Regions from separate parts of the Homo sapiens genome. Here region 1 is linked to region 2. The links are chromatin loops, found by intact Hi-C in ENCODE. Cell type or tissue: gastrocnemius medialis. All regions are shown on one strand.

Region 1 (2,500 bases), 460 kb after region 2:
CAGGCGTGAGCCACGTGCCCAGCCGGCCACTGGGTATTTTTAAGAACCAAGGAGAGAGGAGGTTTTGAATGGCAGAAGATTAGAAGACTAGACCCAGCTGCTGAAACAAAGGCCAGGTGGTGGGGCCCTCCAGTAGGGACCCCCAAACCACTGGCTGGTTCTCACCATTAGGTGCTTTCACTGGCCTCTGCCTTTGCATGCACTGTTCCTGGCCTGAAACACCCTTCACCTCACTCTTGGCCTTCAACGCTTAACCTTCATTGAACACCATGTGGATTTGAGTGACATTCCAAGATTTGGAGCAGATTGAATTTGGTGTTGAGAGGAGCAAGAGAGAGAAAGACGTCAAAATAAGTCAAATGTGTTCCTACTGGTGTATTGCAACTTGTAGTGATGCAGGAAGTGGGGAAATTGGAAAGGAGGGAGTTTGTGGGGGAGGAGATGCTCTCCTTCTTTGAGCAGGGTGGATTTCTCCGGCCAGTGACACAGTCATTGAGGACAGCCAAAGTCATCAAGAAAAGACACAGTGAGAACTCAGCCTTGGGGGTGGTGACCTGGGAGTCCCTGGGTTGCTAGTTAGTGGTCAGAACTGGGCCTGATGGACAAACTCAGGCAAGGTAGGGGTTAGGTGGGGACCAAAGCAGGCCAGGCTGATGGTGGAGTGCGCAGGGCCAGGCACCCTCCCTGGAGGCATCAGCCTGGGCTTGCTTTACTACTCTGGAAGGGAACCCAAGCCCCAGGACGCTAAATCTTATGCCAATGTTCAAATATAACCATTTCTTTCTTTTTTTTTTTTTTTTTTTTGAGACGGAGTCTCTCTTTGGAGTGCAGTGGCGCCATCTTGGCCCCCTGAAACCTCCGACTCCCTGGTCCAAGCGATTCTCCTGCTTCAGCCTCCCGCGTAGCTGGGATTACAGGCATGCGCCACCGTGGCCAGCTAATTTTTGTATTTTCACTAGAGACAGGGTTTCACCATGTTGACCAGGATGGTCTCGATCTGCTGACCTTGTGATCCGCCCGCCTCGGTCTCCCAAAGTGTTGTTGGGATTACAGGCATGAGCCACCACGCCGGACCAAATATAACCATTTCTAAAAGCATTCCTCAGCGCTTGGAACTTGCGAGCTGATGGCTTTTGGTGGAGCCCAGGAGGGGCGCTGTGGGGCACAGACGTGTGCGGGGCCGGCAGCTGCGGAGAGAGCAGCGCACCCCAGCCTTCAATTCCCCGCCGAAGATGGGACTCTGCCCAGAGCCGAGGCCCCTGGCTGCTGCCCCGCTCCCTTGCGGCCGCAGTGACACTCAGAGCCAGATTCCTCAGACAATCTTCACTCCTCCGTGGTGGCTGCCTTGGGAGGCGTTGCGGGGTGAAGGAAGTCGCAGCTGGTCCCAAGCAGTGGGGAGGGCAGGACAGGGAGTAAGACACCGCCTTCCTGGGGTGCACACGGAGGAGGGGCGCTGCCCAGGAGCGGAGGGGAGGGGAGCGGAGCGCGGAGAGGAGACCGGTGCCAGACTTCACCCGCCTAGCTCTCGGAACCCCCGGGGGCCGCGCTCGGCTCCGCCTGGGGGCTACCGGTTCTGGGCCAGGAGAAGAAGTGGCATCCGCGGGGCAGGGCGGGCGGTGACGGCCGGCTCAGGTGGCGGCCCCACCCCAGCGCCCTTCAGCAGGCCTGGGTCGGTCGGCCTCGGACCCCGTAGGCGCCGGCGGAGCTGGCGGCAGGGACCCGACAGCTCTGCCGCGGACTCCGCAGGGGACATCCCCCACCCTGGCGGCCCACCCAGGCGGAGCGCGGCGGGGACCGTGCATCTAGCGCGCCCTGGTGACCTGCGGGCCGAGGCGGGCTGTGGGGCTTGGCCCCGCGACTCAGCCTTCCGGGCCCACAGCGGCCCTGACCCGGGAAGTGCGGAGGTTTGGCCGCCTTCAACAGCACCTGCCAGGCCACTGGGAGCAGCGGGGGAGAAGTGGGCTCGCACACCGACGGCCTCCCGGGTTCGGCGGGGACGACCCGAGCTAGGAGCCCGCGGGGGCCGTGGGAGCTGCTCCGCCGAGGTGGACCCGGGGCGCCCGCACCCCTCACCTTCTTTCCGTGGGGTCCGGGGCCAGGGACGCAGCGGGGGACGGCGGGCATCAGCCGGGCAGCGCCCGAGCCGTCCCTGGCCGGGTCCCCACACCTGCGTGCTCGGGCATCCCCAGGGTCGGGGGCGCGGTGAATCGTGGTCCCCGCAGCCCGGGGCCCGCCAGGCCCGCGGAGTCAGCCCACCCTGGCGAGGGGCCCAGGCACCCGCATTTAACCAGTCCCGACCTCGGCACGTGGCGGCGCCGGTGTCGCAGACTCGGGCCCACTTCTGGGAGCTTTGGTGCGAGGGGGAAAGTGCCCCTGCGGACGGGCTCGGGTGCCCGGTGCTGCCCCGCCGCCATCCCCGGCACGCAGAGGTGGAGAATGCCAGGCAGCCTGCCGTCCTAATTGGAAGTGGATGTTAAAGAGGAGAAATTCAGTTTTGTCA
Region 2 (2,500 bases):
AAAGGGCCATAGCTGAACTTGGTGACTCATTTTCCCTTTTAGGATTAGTTGTGAAAATAAGCCACAACATATGGCTACACTTGTATGAACTGACTTTGATATATTTTATCAATTTGAAAAAATGCACTTTTAGGATGATGTGTACATACTTAGTTTGACTATGTCTAAAAGCATAAATATGTAATTGATTTTAGAATATATGTATATACACACAAAACAGACATATATTTATATTTGCATATGAAAAACTAAAAATTCAACTTCTGTGGTGTAATGCGTATAATTAGTATGTATTTGAATATATAAAGGGAGAAAATCCAGGAAAAAATGTCAAAAAGGCACACTAACAAAGATGTAGTATTCTCTTGGCAAAAACTGATGAATGATTTGGCACGAATTCATCTTATGGTTCTGTTATTCTCTCTAACACACGATGATATATCCCGTTTTCCAGTTGTTTGCGTAGAATTGCAATTTGTTGTTTCTACACTCTATAATGACCCTTGGGTGTGCACCTGATTCCCTCCCCCCGACCCCAATTAGTCACCAGTTTTCCCATCAATCCTTTTCTATTTAGTCATGTAACATATTTACACTTGGTCAAACAAATAACCACTGCTGCAGTGGAAATGAACTAAAATAGTTTTTATGGAAAGCTGAAGAATGAAATAATTTTGGAAAACTATACTCTACCAAAACCGTAAGTATTGTTTCTGCCAGGTTTTAAATGCTTTCTCTCAATGAAAACTGAGTCCACACTAGTACAAGTGGGTCATTGCCTAAGGTTAAGAAGTCTTGCTTTTTAAAATGTTACTAGGGGACAATGCACATATTGAAAACATTAATAACAATGCAAATATTAAAAACATTATAAAATGTTAATAGACACCAATTTTTAAGAGAACAAAGTATGGAACATTTCTACATTAGGACTAGAGTTGACTGTTTTATATTATTATTGAAGTTATATTTATTAAATATAATGTCTATAATATTTTAGTTTCGTTCCACATCTCTTTGAAATGAATGTATATCGAGAGGGTTAACTGTGCACACGAAGCTCTGAAACATGATGAAAGGTGTCATATAGATTTATGAAGATACGAGCTAACCCATAGCTGTCGCTGTTCTGGCACCAAGAGTTAAATGTTCATGTGAAAGTTGGCGCAGAAAACACCACTGTACATACTCCACAGAGGACATCCAAGTGCATGTAAGAAAAATGCTCCTTTGGGAATACGTGGACATATTCCTTTGGAAATACACTGACAAACCTACATACGTGTTTAAGGTGCCTTCAAAAAGAGTTATGTAAACATTCTCTTTGGGGCGGGTGCAGTCAGTCATAAGCATTTATTGAGTACCTACTGGGTACAGGCCATAGGGCTCTCTGACCGGGGCTAACCTTCATTTCAAATCTTTCCTAATTTTGCAGTTGGAAGAAGTTGTGGGAATTACGCCGATGGCCCGAAATCAAGGCAGAGGCGAACGTTCTGAAAATTACATAACTCCTGGGAGAGACCGTGCTTTTGCAGATTGCCTAAATATTTTCTTTCTCCGTCGGCTCCTTGTAACCTCTGAGGCCAATAGACAACTTTGTTTCCCAGCCCTTCTCCCTCTTTTGTCTGCTCGTCAGACTCGTTTTCCACCTTTGTATCGTTCCTTTTAGACGTGAAAACAAACATGCGAACGCCCGGTTGGCAAGGAGACAGCGGCCCGGGGGGAAAGTGCAGGTTCCGGCCGCCCCACGCCGCCGCGCTCCGAGCGGCCGCCGAGCCGCCCCGGCCCCGGCCCCGGCCCCAGCCTTAGCCCAAGCCCGGCTGGGTCCCGCGAGGCTGCGCCGGGGCGGGCGGCGGCGGCCCGGGGACGAGTCCAGTCCGCGTTTTGCGAGTGCGCGGGAGTAATGCGAGCGAAGTGGATAATAGTTGCTCGAGCTCGCCCGCTGCCTCTCAAGCCATGCTGGGCCCGATAGGCTCAGCTAGTCGTGTATTTACCCATATCCGGGCTAGAGAGGAAAAGAGAAAAGTTTCATTTAAACCTGAACTAAAAACTTTCACCATGAAAGCACACAGCAGGAGCAGGCCCAGAGCGTAAGGCGTGCCCGGCCCGGCGCTCCGGCGGGGCCTGCGGAGGGGGAGGGGGTCGCGGCTTCCCGGCGGGCCGCGTGGATGCGCACAGGAGGGGCCGCGGCCTGAAAAGTGGGGGTTATTGTCTCCCCCCGCCCCCCGCCCGGCCTCGCCACGCCGCGGCGATCATGGCCGCGCGGGCAGCAGCGGCGGCGGCGGCGGCGGCGGCGCGGGCGCGGGCGCGGGCAGGCAGCGGCGAACGGCGGGCGCCCCCCGGGCCGCGGCCGGCGCCCGGAGCCCGGGACCTGGAGGCGGGGGCGCGCGGCGCGGCGGCGGCGGCGGCGGCACCGGGACCCATGCTGGGGGGCGGCGGCGACGGCGGCGGCGGCCTGAACAGTGTGCACCACCACCCCCTGCTCCCCCGTCACGAACTC

The links. Peaks named below come from ENCODE experiments on the same cell type or tissue, not always from the same donor. Only the 100,000 strongest peaks of a DNase experiment are listed, where the experiment ranks them.
Region 1: it touches region 2 in a loop (9-fold over the local background); 3 of 110 quality-filtered maps call a loop at or near these places.

Annotation. Positions count from the first base shown.
Region 1 is chr6:157,234,540-157,237,039 of GRCh38, forward strand. No RefSeq gene overlaps it. Among named protein-coding and RNA genes, the nearest start is that of TMEM242, 88 kb to the right of the region's middle. In gastrocnemius medialis, CTCF peaks have their summits at 1,137 and 1,336; DNase peaks (open chromatin) are centred at 520 and 1,142; H3K4me3 peaks cover 1,662 bases; H3K27ac peaks cover 625 bases; H3K27me3 peaks cover 1,480 bases.
Region 2 is chr6:156,775,427-156,777,926 of GRCh38, forward strand. It overlaps ARID1B (AT-rich interaction domain 1B), which reads left to right and starts at 1,952. Exons shown (of 20, transcript NM_001374828.1): 1 at 1,952-2,500. The coding sequence starts at 2,255. LOC115308161 (a long non-coding RNA gene) reads right to left here. Exons shown (of 2, transcript NR_163974.1): 2 at 934-2,005. RefSeq lists silencers at 1,676-2,025, 2,046-2,285, 2,436-2,500. In gastrocnemius medialis, CTCF peaks have their summits at 1,144 and 1,350; DNase peaks (open chromatin) are centred at 1,165, 1,481 and 1,915; H3K4me3 peaks cover 1,499 bases; H3K27ac peaks cover 2,399 bases.